Regions from separate parts of the Mus musculus genome. Here regions 1 and 3 are each linked to region 2. Evidence: chromatin loops called from intact Hi-C (ENCODE). Cell type or tissue: heart. All regions are shown on one strand.

Evidence for each region. Hi-C counts contacts between places; a loop is a spot of excess contacts. Peaks named below come from ENCODE experiments on the same cell type or tissue, not always from the same donor. Only the 100,000 strongest peaks of a DNase experiment are listed, where the experiment ranks them.
Region 1: it touches region 2 in a loop (3-fold over the local background); 6 of 42 quality-filtered maps call a loop at or near these places.
Region 3: it touches region 2 in a loop (7-fold over the local background); 35 of 42 quality-filtered maps call a loop at or near these places.

What each region holds. Positions count from the first base shown.
Region 1 is chr10:108,164,707-108,172,706 of GRCm38, reverse strand. All of the region lies in intron 1 of Ppp1r12a (protein phosphatase 1, regulatory subunit 12A), which reads right to left. Among named protein-coding and RNA genes, the nearest start is that of Ppp1r12a, 6.6 kb to the right of the region's middle. In heart, no CTCF peak of the experiment used is centred here; a DNase peak (open chromatin) is centred at 4,656; H3K4me3 peaks cover 1,118 bases; H3K27ac peaks cover 2,051 bases.
Region 2 is chr10:108,441,935-108,449,934 of GRCm38, reverse strand. The region is part of intron 1 of Gm36283 (predicted gene, 36283); the gene reads right to left. Gm36440 (a long non-coding RNA gene) reads left to right here and starts at 5,129. Exons shown (of 2, transcript XR_380772.2): 1 at 5,129-5,236; 2 at 5,346-5,617. In heart, a CTCF peak has its summit at 3,635 (motif pointing right); DNase peaks (open chromatin) are centred at 1,314, 3,104, 3,734, 4,134 and 2 weaker places; H3K4me3 peaks cover 2,499 bases; H3K27ac peaks cover 5,025 bases.
Region 3 is chr10:108,297,964-108,305,963 of GRCm38, reverse strand. No RefSeq gene overlaps it. Among named protein-coding and RNA genes, the nearest start is that of Pawr, 30 kb to the left of the region's middle. In heart, a CTCF peak has its summit at 4,990 (motif pointing left); a DNase peak (open chromatin) is centred at 4,913; H3K4me3 peaks cover 344 bases.

The sequences.
Region 1 (8,000 bases), 280 kb after region 2:
GCTGATTAACAAAGATGTGCAATTTTTAAAATAGGTTATATACCAAAAACCTAAGGATGATCCCATTTATGATAATCACATACTCATATTAACGTGAGTTTACTAGACTAGCTTGAAGAGGTAGAATGTTTAGCACTAAACATCTATTTTTTTCTATGCTGTTTTAATTACCTATAGCTTCTTCTCATGTCTAAGATAAATGCAGTGAGCTTAGACGTTTTAATGTGAAAAATGATGGCTGAAAAGATTAAGTTGTAATAGGCATTTTTAAAGGAAAAGACAGAAGCTACATTTTTGTTTAGACTTCCCAATGTACTTTGGAAGGATACAGAAACACGTCTTCTCTTTAAAAATGTTAAGAAAATATAGCATCCAAATCTGGGTACACAAGCATCAAAACTTTGTTTAGGAACAAAAACATATACGCAAATATTCAAACTGTCAGGTGCAACAGTGACTTGTTGCATGGAAAACCTAGGACACAGATAAGAGAGTATAGTAGATTCATTATACATTCTGAAACAATCTACATCCAGTGGGGGAAACTGTGCTAAGAGTTAACTAAACTCTGAGGGCCTCTTTATGATCCTGTTCTAATTTAAAATAAGCTTAGTAGTCTGCACCACAAGACAGAACGCATGCCTGGCTTCACTAACAGGTCCAGGAATCCATGGATGGATATCAGGACACAGGCCGCAGGGAAGAACCCAATATTATTATCCTGCTAAATGGAAATAGAATTAAACAACTCCCTAAGTTCTTATCTCTTCAACTCTTTGTTTTGCAATGATGGCAATCAATCTAGAAACCCACTAGTCAAGTGCAGGGATAAGAGGCTATGGTAGGACATCTCTATCAGACTTCCTCCTCCCAAGGCTCAGAAGAGAGAAAGCAGTGCTTTCATGACCTGATAGGACGGCTGCCCACAAGAACTCACGGAAGCTACCTACATGCATACTGGCAGCACTAAGTGGGCTTGGTGGATTTAGCAAACAAAATACATGAACTTGGGATGGGACAGGGATAGCAGGATGAGAGAAGCAGGGAGGAGGGTAGGGGGTGCATTTGACCAAAACACCTTATGTGCATGTATAAAATTCTCAAGCAGTAACAATTTTAAAATAAGTTTTGTAGAAAATATGTAGTTACTGATACCATTATTATCACAATCTAATTCACCAGATACAACTTCAAATGATCAACATTTTACAATGTAACTTTCGTGACTATGCTTCACTACAGAGGATATGCATAAAAATGTTCTAGAACTGATGCCCCACAAGTTCAATAAATGTTTCTAAGTACAGATGTTTCCCTCTAAAACAATTTTGAAGGATATATGTGTGTGCATATGTAATTTCAACATAAGAGTGATTTGTAAATGTGTATGTAAACATGTGTATTAGTTTGTGAAGAAATAAGAAGGCATAAATTCACACCTCATCAAATTCAATCTCCTTTTATTATCAAATACTGCAGAAAGTTAACAGTTTGTGCAATCTTAAATTCTTTTAGGAGACTGTGTTAAACCAAAGAGCAATCAGGTCAATATGAAGTAATATTCAAGCTAAGGCTTTCTATTAGGTAAGACTCTGTCCACTGACTCTCGCTTTCTCAAGCACACAACACATGTAAATAGATTAAAAAGGTGACAGCTGAGAGAGAAATGCTTTCACTGCTTTGCATGGTTTCTAGTGAATGTCATTTCAGAAATGCCTATATGACACATGACAACGTGGAATGTCTCCACCCATGAAAGAACATTTGAGTCAGCCAAGCATGGAGGGCAGTAATACAGAAGCGAAGCCTGCCTTTTTATGGCTAGCCAGCTCAACAATGAAAAGATAAGCACCCAAAATACTAGTGAGGTCAGAAAATTCTGGCATATGAGGATCCATAATGAAAACATTCAGAAAAGACTCTGTAATTAGAACCACTACAATGTATATATTACTTTTATTGCTATGCTACCAAGAAATCCTTTCCTAAATGAATACAAAAGATTTGTTAAAAGATACTCATTTTTAAAATAGATGACATCAACTTGACAAACTCCACGTGTATTGGTGATCAGTGGTATATTCCACTCCTAAAGTAAATCTAAAGTACAGATATTGCACTGTGATAATGGATACTTAAACATAAGTTGTTGGTATGTGCTTTTCTGACACTTTTTTTTAGACAAGAGCTCACACTGTAGCTCCAACTGTAATGGAACACACTATGTAGACCAGACTAGCCCTCAAACTCACAGAGCTGGGCCTGCTTCTGCTTCCCAAGTGCTGGGATTAAAGGTGTATGTCACTATACCTTGCCTCTGATACATTTTTAATGCTGTAAATCTTGATAGAGTTGTCAACACAACTTATCAGTTCATTTTCTTTGAACTCTGTTAAAATTACAATATTCAGTTTTTTTTTTTAAATTAAGACACTGCACCTACTGAAATAAAATTCAAAGAAAAATTAAGAGAAAGAATCAATTCAGAAAACGATGTTAAGGAATTTTCTATTCTGTCTGAAGATAAGATATACTTCTAATAGCAGGTAGTCTATAAATGCTAAACATATGGTATAGAATGTACAGAGAATCAGTGTTCTTCAGTGGTCAAAACTTCACACTCTGTGCTTTGAGCAGTGCCTTAATAAAAATAATCTGGGAAACACTTCCCAGAGGATAACAACAAGCACAAAGACTTATGGAAACATGTAAATATGGAACCAATGGTTCCCAATGTCTTTCACCAACCAACCTCTGAATCCCTTTAGATAAGCTTCTTCTTGTTTCCTATTATGTATCCAAGAGACGCAGTGCCTAAACTCGGATATAGAATGCCACCATCTGTACTCTACCATGCCCTACTAAAAGCGGGACACGGGGCAGTGTTATGGGCTCTGCTCATCCTTAGCTGCAACTGTACCTTCACCAAAGCACAAAGAGCATCTGTCGCCAATCTTGATAATTTTATAGACTGGCATGGGAATCTCAACTGCCCTTTATTTTGATGCTACCTCCTTACTTTATGAAATGCTACCAGATGATCAAACTACTTGTTTTAAATGTGCTGATGGAGCAAAACAAAAATACAGATTTTGTTCTTTTAGTGACTGAGATAAATATGTTCATATAAATAAGAGAATCAATTATGAGCCATAAGTAAATCACATTTTACATTTTTATCAAAATGAAAAAATCCTTTCATCTTTTTCAAATTAAGACCAGAATTATAACTCAGTTACACTTTGTAATTCATGGAATGAAAATACAGCTTAATATTCTTGTTAATAAGAGGCTCCCAACTAGAGTCAAGAATGATCAACAACTTACAAGCTCATTTTACCAGCTCAGAAAACACTTTAGATAATATTATTAGTATTTTGATTGCTCTGTTTACAAATATCAATGATCATTGTACACAAAACAAATTGAATTACTTATGCTGCACAGTGTTGACAAGTTGAGATTATTTGTTCTTCTGAACCAGGACCTCACTATGTAGTCCTGAAACTCAGAGATCCACCTGCCTCTGCCTCCCAGAGGGCTAAGGTTAAAGATAGGCCTGCGTCCATGCCCAGCTGAGATCGTCTTCTTTAACATTTCAAATATGAGCTTCCTATAGTTTATAGCCAAGCACCGAATGTGCACTTAGGTATAAAAATCACAGTAAATAAATACATAGCAAATGTAGTGATATAAACTGTCCCTAGTAGAAAAATGAAAATGAAAGCTAGATTCTATATTCTGAAAAAAAAAGGAATATTTTTGTAGTAATTTCCTTTGTAAATAAAACAAAACAAAATCAAGTATGCTTTATTTAATGGTCAGAAAAAAATCTTAGCACTTCGTAAAATTTAGGATAATTTTGAATTCTAGAATAATTTAAACATATTACTATTGGATTTTAATTATCATAAAAAAATCTCAAGTATTAGTTAAAACAAAAATAGATTAAGAAAAAAATCTGTTCGTGCTTTTTCATTTAGCTGATTGACAGGGAAAATCCTCAAATAGTAATCATCAATACAATCACCAAAATATTTAAAATTGCTTTTCTTCTTCAGGCTTAAGTTAGGGTACCAGGCACGGTGGCATGCCATTACTCGCAGCACTCAGGAGGCAGAAACAGGAGAATCTCTGAGTTTGAGGCCAGCCTTATCTACATGGTGAGCTCCAGGGCAGCTAGGACTACATAAAAGGCTGTGGGCTGGGGACCGAAGCTAACGCTTGGGCTCTGCACGCAGACTGCTTTAGAACTGCCATTCACTGTAATTCACTGTGATTGTGGAAAGCGATCCTTTCAGAAGAAAGGTATAAGAAAAGATGGCTATGTGTAAACAGACTCCAAAGCAACGAAAGCAGCACCTTTAGGACGTGCCAGGAAATAACACTCTATAGTAGGAATAAGATGTCCGTATGCCTAATAAAGGTTTCTAAAAGCCATTTATTCAGAATCCTTTAGATTTTGAAACATGTTTTCTCTTACTGACCAGAGCATGGGAAACACGGGAAGAGAAGGATGGCCCACGTTTCCTGTGGGCGACCCAGTGCTGCTTCTACCTGGCTCTGAGAAAATGCTCAGTCACAGCTTGCAATCACACTGAAGCTAAAGCTCATGAAAGACAGTCTTGGTTATGACACTTCAAAGTCAGACCACAGAAGTGCTGCCAGGAAGCACGGGGCCAGCAAGTGCAGGGAAGCCGATCTATCTAAGCATTGCAGTGCAGTGCTCTGCAGAGCAGCACACCCCATATATGGCTACACTACCAATTTATTGTGAAGGAAGGGACCAGTGTGGCCTTGGAGATTTGTTTAATAAATTTAAAAATGGATTCTGGGTGATTTCAATAAAAAGTTCTTCTATGAGCCATTATTAGCATGAAGTATCACAGCTTTTCTAAAGGAAAGGTATACAGAAAAACAATTTCATGTACATTTTTAACACTAAGTTTAATACTTTTATAATTAATCTAATAGGTACTTCTAAAACTGTAACATCTAATGACAAAAATAAAAGAGGTAAAAGTTAAAAACTGAAAATGCATTCAGTTTAAAAAAGACTGCTCATAGATAGCACTTGAATTATTCTGCAACAAGGAACTCGAAATCAACTGCTTTTGATGTCTAATGCTTTGCTTCTTAAGGAAAAACTACACTACACTATTCCTACATTTTACAAAGAGGCTTTCAATGAGTCCCTTACAAGTTTATGCAACTTTTATTTAAGAGCACAATGATTTAATATTAAGCTTATCTGCAAGTCTGTCTAGTTGGAAACGGGGTGGGGGGTATTACTGTAAAATTACAAAAGAACACTGACCATTTAACCTTGGATTTCACTACAGAATCTACCTCAGGTTCTTATGAAGTTGTTAACTGAATGCATTTTCTAGCACTTAACCAAAACTAGACGCGGATTTAGGACTTTTTAATAGAAGGGGACGCTACTTAGAAATACTTTACCAATTAAAAGAAATGTACTTAACATCTACTTCCAAGTTTTTCATTTGTTTCATAAAAAGACAGGTTCTATAATATTGGACCAGTATTCTAAATATCTGGACGTGCAGTCTTCAAATATGTATACAAATAACCATGAAACTTATTTATAAAAAGGAAATAAAACAATTCAGTAAAAATGTTAGTGTGTCAGGACCCCCTGGAGACATAAATATATAGGAGGATGGTCCTGGCTCTTCTAGTTTGGAATGTGAGCTTCTAGACACTATTAGAAGTGTTTTTAAACAAGGCCGGCCGGAGCATGAGTACGCTGAGTACTGAGAACCCAGAGGAGCGCAGTCTCGCTACCTCAGCTATACAGGTTCAAAGCGGTTGGCAGTTGGATGGAACCTTACAGGAAACTGAGCTGGTAAAGAAAGTAAGGGTATTTTAGTGGAGGGAAAGAAACAACTAAAAGCATAGAAATAGAAAAGTAAAGATCTAGATTCAACGTCACCAATCCCACAGCCATGAAGCATAAGCTAATGACGGGGAGTTTTAAACCTACACTGAGGAGAGGCACAACACAGGAGTGCTAAGATCTTTCTAAAATCCATACGCATCTCAGACTGAAACATACATGCATGCATACATGCACATAGAAAGATGGAAAGACAAATTGTTAGTATAATGCCAGGATAAAAATATAACTGCTTGGAACAGGTTGATAATCAAAGTAGCAAAGAAAAGAAGTAATACAAAGGTAGTCCTGAAGAAAAGCCAGGCGTCTGAGTGGACATACATTCACAGGGACAGTGAGTGAAGGAACTGAAATCCTTAACTTCATCTTGACATTGACAACATTATTAACAGAATAGAGGGGTCAATGAAAAGACAGTGCTCAGTATCTCTACTGAGTTTGAGTTGGAACTGTAGGGTGAAATTCATGATGGTTTAAAACTAAAGCTGAATATTACAATGACATAAAAAGATTCTATTCATTCTCAAGACAAGAAAAACAGTTAATAGACGATTAAAAAAGATTATGAAACTCAGTTACAATTACAAAAAAAATTTCTGAACAGTAAAGATTCCTTAAAGAAATGTTTTGTGAAAACAAAGAAGCTTTAACCTATAGCCACAGGGACTACATCTGCACATACACCACTACTTAAAGATATATACTTTTAGCTAAAGATTACATTATATCATTATAATACATTTTAAATTAGTAAGTTGGTTGCTGTAGAAGAATGGGAATTGAAAATTGACTTGAAAACCATTGGCACGGAGGAAAAAGTTAAGACTGTATATAAAAAAGCTAAACTCCAACATGCCACTCTTGCATTTTAGGCATGCCAGTAAGGACCAGCCAAAGGCATTCTATCCATAACCCTACAAATCTTGACAGTGTTTACACAGCATGCTAAAATGCAGGCATAATCACATGCTATAAGTAAAAGTCTACCGGTGAGTAACTGCCAACTAGCAAAACTGAAATAGCCCTCCAGACCTTAGGTTTAGAAAGTCAGAGAGCGGCCCGGTATCCTACACTTGGAAGAGGAGGAAGAGCAGTCTGGAGACCAAGACCCACGTTTGCTTTCTCTCCATATGGATGGCATTTCTATGTGGGAGGGATGAAGAGCAGAAGCTGGGAAGTAGTTTCACTAACCAACTAACCAACAACCCTTTAAGTACAGACCACCTGCGTTTCAAATGTAAGGAAAATAGCAGGGTGCTAAGTGGGATGTGAAGGACCAAAGCTTTTGACCTGTGAACCAGAGGCTATTCTACCCAACAAAAGGTGAGTGAATAAATATGTAAACAGACTAAAGAAAAATTAGACTGGTAAAAGACTTTCGATATTTTGTGATCTTTTGACAGAATTAAAATATTTAAGGACCAGTCACCAAGTCAGTCTTTTTATTGTCAGCTAAAGAAGACAAGTGCTGATTGTCACTGGAGAGACTCTGAAAAGCTTAAGATCCCATGAAGAGGAGCACAGGGGTTCCACTTCTCACATCTCACTAACTGGTGTGTCCCTAATTCGCTCAAAGTGAAGTCCTTACCTTCACAGTCATAATGGAAAACAAGTATGAGAAAAGGAGAGCAATACAGAAAACACAAACATTTCAATGCTGCCTTTGTTTGTTTTGTTTTCCTGAGACAGGGTTTCTCTGTATAGACCTGGCTACTGGAACTCACTCTGTAGATCTAGCTGGCCTCTGTCTCCTAAGTGTTGGGATTAAAGGCATGCGCCACCACTGCCCGGCTCAATGCTGCGTTTTAAAAATCAGTTACTTAACATAGATTGGTGTTTTGCCTGCATGTATGTTTTTGAGGGTATTGGATCCTCTGCAACTGGAGTTACAGGACAGTTGTGAGCTGCCATGTGGGTACTGGGAATTGAACTTAGGACCTCTCCAAGGACAGCCACTGCTCTTGACCACTAAGCAATCTCTCCAGCCCCACAATGCTTCATCTTTTAGGGACTTTGGCTTCTTTGATTTAAGGAACGTGCTCCACACCAACTGCAAATAAAAATGCTTTATACAAATGGCATA
Region 2 (8,000 bases):
TGGCCACAGTAGTGAACAGAAATGTGTTCCAATCAACTCTGACATAATGACCTTTACTCCTATTGAATCAATTGCCATAGACGAATTCAAGGATCTAAATTTAGCACTAAATTACATGTATTTAAATGAATTTGTGAGTGGTCTGTTATTAGTTCCTTCACTGGATCTCACACAAGGCTAGGAGATCTGAGGTAAAGCATACAAATAGCAGACTTTTATCAAGTACAAGAGAATATCGCAGAATGTGACAAACCATGCTCCCAGAGAGGAAGTGGGCTGTTGTGTCCATGATCACAGTCTCCTTAGTAACTTCCATAAGATGCCGTAGCATCCATGAGGCCCCAGTTCCCTCACTGATGTCTGATCTTCAGATGGACATACCAGTCTAACTAGATCAATAGGACACAAAAGCCAGCGCTATTAGAATGTTCGCACAATCTCCTTTGAAGGAGATGCTAGGAAGGGATGTTCCCTCTCCTCCTCTGCCTCCCCAGAAAGGAGGGAAGTACTGTAGAAAGGTAGGCTCTATTCCAACAGTGGAAGACGAAGACCCAGATAGGAAAAGAGAGAATGAAGAGAGCCACTGAACAATAGGGACTTTAAAGGCCATAGGAAGACGAGACATTCCTCTTATACCCCAATGGACCAGAAGAAACAGATTTAGGCTCTGACCAACATCCCAAATAAAAACTGGGGAGAGAAAGCAGAAAAGTTGCATCTTAGAGAAAGATGGACAGGCCCAAAGTTGGCCGGGACCGAACTAGGGAGCAGGAATTCTGGGAAGGAAAAGAAAAGAATAGTAGCCTTTAAAGGGATAATTATTCTACCTCCTTCTGTTTTTTTTGTTTTTGTTTTTGTTTTTGTTTTTGTTTTAAGAATGACTTGAGGTGAGTCTACCTTCCTGGGGTGGTCCTGCCTTTTTTAGAAGAGCAGTGGTGACCTGACCCAACTGAACTATCTGGTCTCTACCACAGCCAGAGAGTTGGCGTCCCTTTGATCTGGAGGGGGTCTAGTTTCCCCTGAATAGACACTTACTACTGTTGGGTTACCTCCACTTTAATATACTGTATACTGAGTATCACTAAGAACAACATAAAACTCTGCATTACAGTCCATGTTTAAAGAACTCCGCAGATCTGAGGAACGGGGATTGCAGGAAGTCAACCTTTCTGTAGACGCAGTTGTTTGATGAAAAACTTTCGAGAAAACAAATGATGCAATTTACAGAGTAGCCGGAGTCCCTGCCAAAGTCCCTTCTTGCTTGGAGAGAACTGGGCTAGGCCTCCACAGGACGAGGCCGTGATAGAGATGTGACTCGCCACTGTCAACACCAAGCTGTGGAGTGAAGAGTGACTTGGAGAGGAAAGAGTCACCATCTCTGAACTGAGCCAGCACATGGTCCTCGAGAGCCAGAAGGAGGAGCCGGAGAGACAAGCTAACGTGCAGAGGATGTGCCAGCTGTCCAGACTGGATACTCTCTGGAGTAGCAAAAACCAAAGGGTTTCTTATAGCTCTTATCAACTACAAAGAAGGCTAGAAGGTAGCTGGGTTTAAGTCAACAAGCTTCTCAATTAAGCACGTATCGTGGCGCGAAGCAGATCACCGCACCTCGGGGACTCAGCATCCCCAAGGATATGTGGTATAGTCCTCCTAAGAGCCAGCACATGAACCGGCTCAGGGGGCACACGCCTTTAATCCCAGCACTCGGGAAACCAAGGCAGGCAGATCTCTGGAATTCGAGGCCAGCCTGGTCTACAGAGCCGAGTTCCAGGACAGCCAGGGTTACACAGGGAAACCCTGTCTGGAGAGGGGGAAAAGCCAGAGACATGAGATTTTCTATGTAAAACTCCAAAGAAACAGAGCCACGTAGTCAACACTGGTCAAATAAGCAGCTACGCCCTACAGAGAACACAGCAGCCTCTCTAGGGCAAGGAAGAGCCTTCAGATCCTATAGCAAGTGTTGTCGGGGTTGGGCTGGGGAGTAAGTGGGGGGGGGTGCTAATACTAAGGATTATCACCTCTACCTCTTTGAAGGAGGAGGCAGAGACTTTGAAAGCAACTGACTTTAGACATTGAAAATGAATACTGCCAGCCTTAAGACTTTCGGGATCCAGGGCACTGAGCTGAGGTGCCACTAAGGAGGCTTATGGCAAGTGGCAGGCAGAGAATTTTGACAGAGTACACTTAGTAACAATTACGGGGGGGGGGGGAACCCTTTCATGTTTGTACCCAGATGCAAGCAAATATCCTCACTAAACTGCTCTTATGTTAATGTTTGCACTTCCTGAACACAAGGAGAAGTGCCCCTCCACAGAGGTTTCCAGGGAAGCAACAGAAGGGACAGGGTGGCAGCTGTGATAAGGTTGTGGTGTTTGAAGGTTACGGTAAGTCTCCATCGAAGGCCAGATATATTGTAGAACAACGGCTGAGTTGAGAAGGGTGGAGCCCCAGAGTCCATCTCAGAAAAGAAATCATTCTCTTGAGCGACTCTAGTTGTCACAAAGGCTGTTGCGAAAGCAGTTGCGCTCTCGATGTAGTTTCTGGCTCCTCTGACGGCTGTCCTTATACTTGTGTGAGTTAAACGCAGACACAAATGTAGCCAAATTCAGACTGGGGACGGAGAGTCAGAACAACTGTTGTGTGGTGACACTTGGGAGCCAGTCCCTGGCTTTTTTTTTTTTTTCTTCCCTTTCTATTAAAAAAAAAAAAACAGTTAGCAAAAGTTCTTTGGCTTAGCAAACCAGATAGAGCATGCAACATTTGAGCCCCAATGCATGACATAAGAAGATGCCCATTTTCATTCAGACTCTGAAATCTCAGGATAAGGAATGAAATGTCAAATAATTTCACACATCTATAGTTTGCTATGCAGCCTTTCCCAGAGACCTCTGCTTCCAGACGAACAGACAAGGGGATTTCCGGCAACCGACACTTGGGTAGAAGGGTCAGTGCCACATCTTTAGGTAACTGTGGTCAGAGGTAAAGATTGCTCCTTCCACAGCTCTGATCCAAAACTTCCTTTCCCCCGGGGGTCTGAGAAGCAGCAGCGCCAGACAGTCTCAGCATTCCTGACATTCCCTAAGGGCTGAGGCAACTCTAACCCTGGCCGCTCCTCAGGCACCTGAGGGACTGGACCACTAGCTCTTCCGTGGGGAGCTGAGTGCAAGGACAGGAGAAAGCCCTAAAGGCAACGCAGAGGAGGGTTAGAAAGTTCAATAAACGATCCTGGTCTAACCAGCAACCCGGGCTCCTATGCTCAGGCCGCAGTGACTCACCTAAGCATGGAAAGAGCTGGAAGGAAGCTGAAAGCCCTTAAGTCCATCCTGAATAAAGATTTTTAGCTAGAATAACTTGGGGGGGGGGGGGGCGGAGCGCGCGTGCGCACACATGAACGCAGGCATGTATGCCTGCCTGCCTGCCTGCCTGTGTGTCCTGTGCGTGGAGTAGGCTCACTGAATCTCTTCAGATTCCCTGTGCTGAACAATCCTTACTAACTTTCCTTGTTCCCTGCTACTCTGTCAACCTTCCTGTCCCTTTGTCTTTCCCCATACACGATCTGGAAGCTTGCTAAGGTAAATGGGAGAACTGGAAGGGTTTTTTTTTTAATTCATTAAAACTGCACACAGCCACTAGAGGGCAGTGCTGATACGAGTCTCTCCAGATTTCCTCTCTCTTCAAACTCAGGCTGGCCCATCCGCACATCCTGTAACAGGATGTTTCTGAACTCTTCCTTCAATTCTCTGCGTAAATAAACAACCCAGGCTGGATACACCCAGACTCACATCCCAGTAAACCCGCGAATCACGCAGGTCCAAATTCCTGGTAACCTACAATCTTGCCTAATTTTATAACATACCACAATCAGAGCTGAAACTCGAACTCTGCCCGAGTTTTGGAATGCCTCTCAAAACGCTATCCGGAAGAGTTAAAAGAACTTTGCCAAGAAAAGGCACGTTAAGTGTTCTAGGGCAGCTTGGCTGTACATGATTCTGTTTTTATTTCTATAGTCAAGTTCTCAGTGTACGCTTTGGTCAAAAGCAGAGGAGCTCAGCTGGGCGAAATCTGTAAGATTAGTCATGTACACAAACAGAGGGACGGAGAGCCACGGATGTTTGTCTTGGCACTATGAGTATAAACTGGGGTCTGCTGAGTCTATCTCAGTGACTCAGTGGACCAAGAAAAGCAAAGATAAAAGCCGTGCGTTCCACGGGCAGAATTTCTTTTCCAAGTAGTTCAGCTTAGGGCTCAGGGATCTTGCACCTCCGCGTAGAAAGCAAGCCAGCATCTCACCACCCAGCCTTAAGCACTAGGGTAGCTGTCTCAGCCTGTGGGTCGCGACCCCCTTGACAAAGCTCTATCTCCAAAAATATTTACATTAGGATTCATAACAGTAGCAAAATTAGATTATGAAACAACAAAAGTAATTTTATGGATGGGGGTTCACCAGAACGTGAAAAACCACTGGAGGCTAACATGTGGCTGAAGACTAGGTAAAGCTGAAAGGGGCTTGACAAGGATACAGGGCTGGGCACAGCACTCTGGGCCCCCGGAGCTGGAGCTGTTCTTCTTCAGACACTCGTATTTACTGATACCAAGCTTATCTTTGGTTTCTCAGCAAAGGCAGATAAGGTGAGGGAAATATTTGTAGGCAGAGATTTCTGGAATTTCCCCACAGTGTTGAAATAGCCCCGAGAGTTCAAGAAGGCCATATTTGGACAATGATAAGTATGTTATTTTTTTTTTCTATCTTTTCTGTTTTCCCTGCTATATAATAACATTTAACCTCCTTCACACAAGGTCAGGGGTGCTGTCCCAAAACTGCCCCAAAGGCATCTCTTTTCCAAGGACAGGAGATCCAGGACCCTCCCAGGGTCATGAACATATATACTATGTTTCTAAAGGGAAAATGACCAACAGAGGCAGTGCTTACTGAAGTCAGACGGGGACTGTAACTCAGCAAACCTTCCTCATGAGGGAGAAGATGGGATAAACAATGGATTCCTAGCTGAAATCCTACAATTGTGGAGAGGTCTTCCAGGGCTGCACTGCACTTGGGGGAAGGGGGGGCAGGAGGAGAAAAGGGAGGAGAGAGAGAGGGAGAGGGAGGGAGGGAGGGGGGAAAGGAGAGGGAGGAGAGAGAAGAGGAGGGAGAGGGAGAGAGAACAGAAAAACAAAGATGGAAGTGTGTGCCATTAGGAGGCTCTGAAAGATTACTCCTGACGCAGCAAAACCTGAGGTAAAATGTTGACAAAGGGCGGAGGTGGAGACTCCACCCTCGTTCACCTGCTCCTGACCTCTGAGGCACTGTCAGCAAGACATCATCCATGAGTCTTTTTCTTTTACAGATGTTTTATCTACAGGATGGTGCGCCCCAGGAAATCAAGAAACAACCACCTCTCCTCTCTCCCATCACCTTACAAACCCAAGACCTGGCACACTGGGAAAAATAAAAACAGAACCGGGCAAGAGATTCTCAACGGTCCGTGAACTCCCGGTAGGAACTTGGCTAAATAGAGTTGTTTCGGGTACATGACAACTTGGCCTCTTCTGTGTTCTCCTGAATGTATAATTGATGTGGCCCATCTGTTTCCAGTAAAGGAACTTTTGTTTTGCTTTTTGTTGTTGTTGTTGTTTCTCCGCTACTTTCAGGCAGAACGAATGGCTTTCTCATTAGGCAGTGTTCACGGGCTCTTAGAAGACGCATTTAGAACAGAAAGCCCCCTCCCCCTTCCCACCCCAACACCACTTAGACTGCCAGCTGACTTGAGACTCTTCCTTCTCATTCCATGCTGGTTATATGAGAAATCCTGCTGGTCTCCGTGCAGGGAGCTTCCCAGGTGAGACTACTAAATACCCCGGGATGGGACAGTGTAGTTATTACAATCCCGTGGTACTCTCGTGGATGTGTGGGTTGGCAGCTGCCAGCCCCTGTCGTTCCGGGGCTTAGAGAAGGGAAATAACAAGGAACATCTTCTTGGGTCTCCAAGCTCACTCTGCAGGTATTTGCTGAGCATGCCTCTGGCATCCGAGTTTAATAATGATTAGAATCTAGCATAGCAAAAGAAAGCCAGGCTGTGTTCTTCCCAGTACAAGGAAACACACCACCAACAAAAACTTGAGTAATGGTGATTTCACATGCACAGAGGAGAAGGAGGTAGGAAGGGAGGAAGGGAAGAAGGAAGGGAGGAAGGAAGGAAGGAAGGAAGGAAGGAAGGAAGGAAGGAAGGAAGGAAAAAAGGAAGGTATTGGTGAAGTTGGAAAACAACTGAGAACCCTTCCTGATCTACTGAGGTAAAATGTCAGGAAATTCCTCAGAAAGCTATAGAGTCACCATATAGCAATCCCACCCATAAATGAATGCCTACGAGAACCAGAGCATGACTATTATCTAGTAACTAGTGCATGGCTATTCAAAGAAATGTTTCTCAGCCCCAACGTTGAAGTAACCCCAAAGTACTACCTACCAACTGATAAAGAAAAATGTGCTTCTTATGTATGGTGGCATGGGTTAACCCAAGAACATGCCTAGTGAAAAAGTCGCAGTGCGCTGGCTATTCCTGGTTGACACCTTGACTACATCTGGAGTGAACTACAATCCAGAAATGGAGGGCACACCTATGAACCAGACCTTGAGGCTGGAAGACACAAGTTTCTGACCTGGATCTTGGCATGGAGATCTTGAGGCACTGTGACCATGAAAAGTTTAGACCCAGACAAGGTAGTGCATGCCTTTAATCCCAGGAGACTAAGGCAAGGAGATCTCAGAGTTCAAGGTCAGCCTGGGACAAAGCAAGTCCCAGATCCAGGCGTGGTGGTACACACCTTACTCTGTGCCACACCTTCTGCCGGTGGCCTACATAAGGACTCTGGAAGAAGCAATGTTCACTCTTCTTCGACTGCTTGCGCTTACATGCCAGCACATCTGTTGGAACCTACTTCTACAGAAGACCAGCTGAAACAACTAGCCTCATGGGACTGAGCCACTACTGGATTCTTGGACTTCCCATTCACAGCTGCCCATTGTTGCGTTAGTTGGACTGCAGACTGTAAGTCATTACAATAAATTCCCTTAATAGAGAGAGGCATTCCATAAGTTCTGTGACTCTAGAGAACCCTGACTAAGAAGTGGGTACCAGGATTGGTTCTAGAGAAGCAGAAATCTAAAGATGAATCTTTTAAGATTCTGGAGTTGGTTTAATAACTTTCCAGCACCTTTAGCTACTGAAACTTCTCCAGCTACTCTTGCTCCTGGGAGCTCAGAGAGTATGGAGGGACCGTGGTGAGAACTGTATTTCAAACTTAAAGAAGCAAATACCTTTGATGATCTTGATCAATCAATTGTGACTGGTAATGAATTAGGTGACCCAGTATAAGAAGTTTTCTATAATTTGGGGGAAAATAAGATAAATGATTATGTCGAAAAGCCAAAAGAAGAAAGAGAGAGAGAGAGAGAAATGATTTTGCTGGCTTGTTGCTCTTAGTATCTCTGGACAACTTGATAAAGGAAGAGAATGAGCTATATGATAAGAATGTATTGGCCCCAGATGCACATAAACACTCTAAAGGTTTTTAAGTGTGCCCTTGAAGGGAATCTTCTCTCCAGCAGCCATAGAGCTCATGTTGCAGAAAATCAAACAGAAGCCCTTGTTATAAGGTTGGTTGAATTACAGCAAAAAGTCAAGTCTCAGCCGCAGAGAATGACAGCAGTTAAAGGAAGGGCATTAATTGGCAAAGAATTAATGGGATCCTATAACTTGAGATGGGGACATGTGGGAAGACCCTATTGAAGCTGAGAACTTTGAATCCTCAGATTCTCAAGGGTTTACCCCACCGGAGGAAATTGTTCCCCTCAGCCCCACCCCTTGAAATAATACCTTTTTTACATGAGAAAATTAATAAATTAATCCTTCATTGTCTGATAAACCAGCAGTGACTTTCTCAGAGGAAAATGCCAGACAAGACAATACTGATGTTCCTCAAGGCCCACCAATAGTTTCTTC
Region 3 (8,000 bases), 140 kb after region 2:
ACTTGGGAGGCAGAGGCAGGCGGATTTCTGAGTTCGAGGCCAGCCTGGTCTACAAAGTGAGTTCCAGGACAGCCAGGGCTATACAGAGAAACCCTGTCTCAAAAAACCAAAAAACCAAAAAAAAAAAAAAAAAAGAAAGAAAGAAAGAAAGAAAGATTTTACATTTATGCATTCTGATTTCCAGAAGGAAAACATGAAAAATGAACAAACAAACAAAACTTCTTCTGCACAAACACCCCGCTTGCATCTAGATAGCTAAAGGTGACCCCAAGAAACCAGAGAGAAACTGCCAGTCTCCTCTCTTGTGAGGATGTGCAGAGACAAACATACAAAGAAAACCCCAGACATTCCTGTAAATCTCACTGAATTTTCCCAAGAGACGATCTTACATGTAGAAGATATCTGGAAGAGAGAAATCTAAACTAAATTAAATGTCAAAGTTAGGTAAAGTATGTCACAGACAGAAAATGGAGGATTGCAGACACATTAAGTAGTGGCGGGGATGGGCAGGAGTGGGGGTGGTATGGGGGGGGGGGCAATGGGGGTGAAGGAGGAGGAGGAGGGGCTGTGAGAAGGAAATGGGCCAAGCCCTCTACACAACATCTAAATTCTCTACATTCTGTTCAAAATTCTGCTGTAGGATCAAATCTACCAGCCTGGAATCTCGTTTAGAGAACTCACTAAAGCCCTGGCTGAGACGTGGCGCTTCCAGGAGGCTGTGAGGCAGCTGCACATTACAACAAGGCTAGGGAGAGAGGCAGCAAGGCTAGGGAGAGAGGAGACAGGAAACATGATGTAACCAAAGCTGCAGAAAGCGAACAGTGAAAGAGGAGAAAGCAGGGAGCAGTGGGAAGAACCAGAATCCTGTATATCTGGGCTGCAGAGATGGCTTAGTGGTTAAGAGCACCGACTGTTCTTCCAGGGGTCCTGAGTTCAATTCCCAGCAACCACATGGTAGCTCACAACCATCTGTGATGGGATCCGATGCCCTCTTCTGGTGTGTCTGAAGACAGCTACAGTGTACCCAAATGAATAAATAAATCTTTTAAAAGATATATCTGGAAAGGAAGAAAACAAAAACCAGTTTCCAGACCCCAAACCAAACCAACCAACCATAAAGCTCAGAGAAGCAGAAAGACAATGGAGACCAGAAGAGGACCCAGGCTGAGCCCCATTTCCCAGTGAGAGAGGATGGCGGTCAAAGCCAAAACTACAAGGTAAACCTGGAGAACGCGGCAGCCTTGGTGGTAACGCTATCAAAGCACAAGGAACCGAGCCCCCCATCAGTCCAATAAACAAAAACCTCAATAGGTAGATGAAATAATAAGGAGGAGTTAATACAAGGTTCAAGGTTGATTCATGTAGTCATAAAGAGAAAAATAAATTATGATCATACCATTAAGGACCACATTTAAGAGACCAAACCTACAATGCAAATTTCTGTTACAGAAAAAAAAAAAAAAGGAATTTAAAATACAGACTAAAGGCCTGGAAAATGTACTCACTAAGGTTACGGTCCCCTAATCTCTCAGCTCTAAGGAAAATAAAGGACGATCAAGCGGCAAGAGGCATGTAGAGCAGAAGGTCGGCACGACCAGAAGACTCACCTCCACACATCATCTAATGCTAAATGTGAAGCATGAAGAATGGAAGCTGGCGACAGCAGAGACCAGCCAGCTATGGGCTCAGCGCTCAGTCTCCACATTAGCCCGAAGGTGGGTCCCTCGCACCCTTTACAGTCCTCTTCTCTGGTGCTTAAACTTCTCACTAGTCTACTTCTAACCCTTGCTCTCTCTGTGGCTGTATCTTGTGACTGTCTTCCATTGGGCCACCATGGTATAGTGTCATTGGCTACTGACGTGTGTGTGTGTGTGTGTGTGTGTGTGTGTGTGTGTGGTTTCTTGTTTCCAACTCCCTAGCATGGCGTCCTCTCAAGACGGTGCCTGCCAAGTTACTTAGAAAGGCACTTATCATAACAGAAATAGACATCACTGCAAGAATACAGGAGGACATGGAGTCATGTATCTTAAGCCCAGAAAGAAAATAATTATTGGTGAAGATGAGTATATACAACATTAATCCTCAAAATAAAAGAGAAATAAAGACTGCCCATGTTAAGCATAGACCAAAAGAATTACAACCATTAAACCAGCATCGTAGAAGATACTTAAAACTGCACGTAGTAGCGGTAAAAATATGTACACAACCCAAATACAACAGCAGAGAAAAACCAAAGAGCCAGATGTGGCAGGGCGCGCGCCTTTAATCTCAGCACTCGGGAAGGAGAGGCAGGGGGAGCTCTAGGAGTTGGAGGCCAACTTGGTCTACACAGGGAGCTTCAGTCCTGCCATGGTTACGTAGATAGCGAGACCCTGTCTCAAAGGAAGACAGAAAGAAAGGCATCACATTACACAATAAACCTCACTAGAGAATAAGCAGACAGGGAACAGGAGACACTCAAATATTGCTAGTTCAGTAAGGCAGCAGGTCTGCGAGATGAACACATACCCCAGAAAGCACAGAGTGGGAGCGGAGAACCAATTCCTGAAAGAAGATGTTCTCTGACCTCCACAAGTGGATGTGTGTGTCTATGTGCATGAGTACTCCATATATATATATATCCGCATATCTGGGTCGGCTCGGTGGCATGCAGCCTGCCTGGCAGTCTGATGGAAGTCTTGGGTTTGATTCCCCAGGCTGCACATGGAAACAAAATCCTAAGAGCACACTCTGTATATGACAGTATGTGACATTCCTGAAATGACATGGCTGAAATGTAACAAATGAGTGATTCCCAGCGATAAGAGAATGCATAGAGAAAGAGGGAAATTCAGTGACTTGTGTGGGGTGGGGCTGTCTGTGTCTTGATTGTAGTCATCTTGCCCTGGGCTGCACGGTACCATGGGAGCAAACCAGAGCGATGCTGCCTGGGATTCTGCTGTGTTCCTTTCTGTCTCTGTGTCTGTCTGTCTGTCTGTCTCTCTGTGTCTCTCTGTCTCTCTGTCTCTCTCTCTCTCTCTCTCTTTCTTTCTTTCTTTCCTTCCTTCCTTCTCTTTCTTTCTTTCTTTCTTTCTTTCTTTCTTTCTTTCTTTCTTTCTTTCTTTCTTTCTTTCTCTCTCTGTTTCTCTCTGTCTCTCCAACATGTGACTGTAGAATTTCCTGAAAATAAAAAGTTTAGGGCTGGTGAGATGGCTCAGTGGGTAAGAGCACCCGACTGCTCTTCCGAAGGTCCGGAGTTCAAATCCCAGCAACCACATGGTGGCTCACAACCATCTGTAATGAGATCTGATTTCCTCTTCTGGAGTGTCTGAAGACAGCTACAGTGTACTTACATATAATAAATAAATAAATCTTTTAAAAAAAGTTTAGTTACAAGAAGTTTAGTTACAGAAGGTCTGAGTTCTGGTCAATGTCTAGGTGATTTATAGAAAGATATTTGTCCCTGTGTCTTGGAATTGGGCAAGAAAAGTTGGAAAGGGCTTAAACTCTAAGACCTAGTGCTACAGACTTAAACATGAAAGAGTCCTGGAACAGACAGCTCTCAGTAATCTTATGCTTCATTGGTCTCTAAATTACTATTATTATTGATTTGGCTGTAATTTGGTTTTTGAAATATGTTTTCCAGATATTGTCAGTGAGCATTATTTTTTTCTTTCTGTTTTCACTTTAATATTTACTCATTTTAATTAAAATTTTTGTGTGTTTTTGTATAGAGGTGTTCAGCATACATGTATGTCTGTATAACCTATTGTCCATGGAAACCAGAAGAAGAGGGCATTGGATTTTTTGGACTGGAGTTACAGACGGTTGCAAGCCACTGTCTTATGGGTGCTGGAAATCGTAATTGGGCCCTTGAAAGAGCAGCTAGTGCCATGCACTGCTGAGCCAGCTCTCCAGCACCTAATTTTTGAAAATATATATTTTAAATTAAAATATATCACTTCTCTCTTAGATTTTCTCCCTCCAACCCCTCCCAGTTGGAGGCTTCTTTTAATGACTGTTATATGTGTGTGTGTGTGTGTATATATACACACACACACACACATATATACACACACATATATGTCACATACTTATATATACATATACACATATGTACATGTATACACACAAACACATATATACACATATACACACATACACACATACATACACACACATACACACACACACATAAATGCGACTTGCTGGCTCTGTTTTTGTCTGTGTGTATATGTTCCCTGTTCTTCCAGGATCCAGCCCCATTTCCCTTCCTTATGCCATGTTTTCTTCTGACTCCATCTTACAATTCCGAAGCCTTCTGTAGGCTTCAGCAACAAAAGGTTTTGGTGTTTGTTTGTTTGTTTGTTTGTTTGTTTTTGTTTTTGTTTTTTTACTTAAGGGATTTAAAATCAACTCCTCTGATCCCAGTCTGTCATTTTTATTAACCAAGAAACAAAGAAAAGTGAATGCTGTGATTGATGGAGGATGCTGAGGCCCCGGGTTGTGGGTTCAGGATCAGAGCAAACGCACTTCATCCTCAGGCCCAGGCCCGTGGGTTCTCTCTTTTCCCTACTAGTCACAGTGTTTTATATTTTTATTGCTTTCCCAAGATTTTCAACCGTTAAGTATCTCCTTAAGTATCTAGTAATTTGCCAGAGCAGCACTCTTGACCGGTTGTGTCAGGCATATTATTATCCAATCTTAGTTGTCAGATGCGTGGAAAGTGTGGACTGGAACACGGTTTTTTTCTTTTTTCTTTTCAAGACAGGGTTTCTCTGTATATAGCCCTGGCTGTCCTATCCTCGAACTCAGAAATTCGCCTGCCTCTGCCTCCCAAGTGCTGAGATTAAAGGCGTGCGCCACCACCGCCCGGCTGGAACACGGATTTTTAACAGGTGGATACTGTGTGTGTGCGCGTGCGTGTGCGTGTGCGCGCGCAAGGAGCGTCTTTAAAAACTATAGTTTAACGCAGAGGCTGAAAAGGCCTGTTGGCGCCACCTTGTGGCGGGACTGAGAGCTATGCCCAGCAGTAATCTCTATATAATCAGGTCCTTATCATTTCCCTTTCACGGTGTTGGAGGTTTAAAAAAAAAAAAACAATACTTTTCTCTAATAAAGAGAAAGAGACTGACTGTTGGTTTAGCCACATCTTTATCTCTTTTCATTAAAATATTTCTTCTTGTCAGAAAAACAAAATAATTTCGCATACACAGAGCCTATGAGATGGCTCAGTAGATTAAACAATGCTTGCTGTACGTGTGACCTATGTTTGATATCTGGAACATGCATAAATATAGACAGAGAAAACAGATCCCACAAGGCTGTCTTCTGAACCTCCACACAAATGTGTCACCCGTCCTTCCCAACACACACACACACACACACCCCAATACACAAAACAAAAAAAAAGTTTTTTTTTTTTTAAAAACTGTATTTAAACCAAAATTATTTGTTACACTCAATTCTTAAACCAGACTAGCAAGCTCTTCCCTAGTACAATTCTGTATGGTTTCTGTAAAAATTAATCGCCAAGTTCCATGTGCTTAAAACTACCATCGTGTGTTGTTTTGTTTTGTTTTGTTTTTTTAAGAATAATTCACCTCTTTGATCTTGATTTTCTTACTGAATCAGTCACTATTCTGTGAAAGAATATTTGTGGTTATATTGTTTCCCTAATATGAAAATATCTGCAATTAGAATTAAGTGCGTAATTTAGTCCTTAGGAGGTTCTTAACTGTTTGAAGTTCCTTATGTAAGTGCATTTCTCTCAGTGAAGCAACCCTTGTCCTAACATCAAAGAAACGATCTGACCAGAGCAAACCTTTCACTCCCGCTTCTGAACACCTAAATACTCAATTACGTGCACACCCGCACCATCTGACGGCCGTGTTTCTCTCCTGAGGGGTCATGAAGGGTGTGAATCATAAAATGATTTGTTTGCTCAGGGTGTTATTAACTGTAGAAACTGCTGGACTTCTGAAGCGGCCCACTCATCAAGGCTCTTTCCCGAACGATTATGACAGCAATGACTAAGTACGCAAGTGCACAAGGGTGCAGACAGGGAAGGACAAGCTGTTGATCAGTCTATGCAGGGAACAGACAAGCTACAGAAAATGGCGTTTTGTTTTGTTTTGTTTTTCAAGACAGGGTTTCTCTGTATAGTCCTGGCTGTCCTGGAACTCACTTTGTAGACCAGGCTGGCCTGGAACTCAGAAATCTGCTTTTAATCCCAGCCCTCATGAGCGGAGGCATAGGGATCGATGCAAGTTGGAGGCCAGCTTGATCTACAGAGAAAGTTCCAGGACAGTCAAAGCTACACGGAAAAGCCCTGCCTTGAAAAACCAACCAACCAACCAATCAACCAACCAAAAACCAAAATACAGTCACAGAGAGGCATGCAGCAAATGACAGGAGGACAGAGAAAGGGGTCAGGAAAACAAGACACCATTATGGCCAAACAGAAGGTCTGGGGTGATGCTTGAACAGGTTGCACGAGCTTGGCTAAGCAAGAACTGGAAAATTACTTCAAGGGTCTAGTTAAACATTTCAACCCAGAGCTGATGACTAGGGTTTGATCTCTGAACCCACACTGGAGAGAGAACCGAGACTCTTGAAAGGTGTCCTCGGAATGCCACGCCCATGCCGAGCAAGCCTTGCCCCACCCTCATGTAAATCAATGGATAGCTGTGCTTCCAGTTGCTCCTCCCTTGTTTTGTTGTTCTTGTTTTGTTTGTTTGTTTTTGAGTCTCTCTCTCTCTCTCTCTCTCTCTCTCTCTCTCTCTCTCTCTCTTCCCCCCCCCCCCCCGCCACTATGTCTCACGATGTCATCCTGACAGTTCTGAAGCTCTCTATGTATCCCACGCTGACTTTCATCTGACAGCCGCCATCTGCTTTTGTCTTCCCAGTGTGGGAGTCAAAGTCAGGCACACAGTCACATGGCCGGCTCGTGCCTGAACTTTTAAACAATCAGCTAGAGGTGTGTTTTTCAGATTGGTGGGTCAAGAGTTACTATAAACACTTACGGATACAGCTCATGTCCAGTGGGGGTGGGATCAGAGACGAGATCGATGTGTACCACCCGTCATTCACGTCAGGAATATTAAGCTCTTCATGAAAATCTTCACCAAACGGCTTGAAGACCTGCCGGATCGGACAATTGAAACAACCTTCAGGATGGCTTTTGTTTTCGTTTTGCTTTTGTGAGACAGAGTCTCTCTAAATAGCCCTGGCTGTTCTGGAACTCACTTTGTAGACCAGGCTGTCCTCGAACTCCGAAATCTGCCTGCCTCTGCCTCCTCAGTGCTGAGATTAACGGTGTGCACCAACAAGCCAGGCTAGCCTCAGCATGCTTTTGTTCAACGTTCAAGAGACTAGAGGGCAGAAAGGGGGTTTGGGAGGAAATACACCTGATTTTCTGTTGATTTCTTGAAGCTTCAGTAAGGTGGACACCGTTCATCCCTGGCCGTTTTGGGTTTCCCTTAGGAGCTGGGGAGCCAGTCCAGGCCCGGTGCATGCTGGGCAAGCGCCGTTCGCTGTAGCTAGCCCGCTTCGTGGCGGATGTCTTGATGCCTTCAGCTTACAAGTTCCATGTCTTCCGCTGTAAAGTGGTGATGATCTCTGGTCTTTGAGAGAATTAAACCATATGCTGTGCACAGGGCGTTTACCAATGCCTGCCTGCCCGCCAGAAGGTTCCAAGTCCCTTTTTTCTTGATGATTCAACCTACCAGACATGCTTAGCGAAGCAACCAGCCCGGGCCTCAGACTTCGGTTTCCTAAGTTGCATAGACTTGCTTTAGCAAAAAAAGCCACAAGTGTTTTTTTTTTTTTTTTTTTTTTCTTTCCAAACAGCTTTCATACATAAAATTCCTAATACCCAGAGAATCTATTATTATGCCTAATTATAACAAGTCGATTTTGTGCCAGTCGTACATATTTTTAAAATCTAATAATTACAGGACAGTGAAGCTCATTGTTCCATTTCAACTGGAACTTGCGAATTTTCTTAGTTTGGGGCCAAC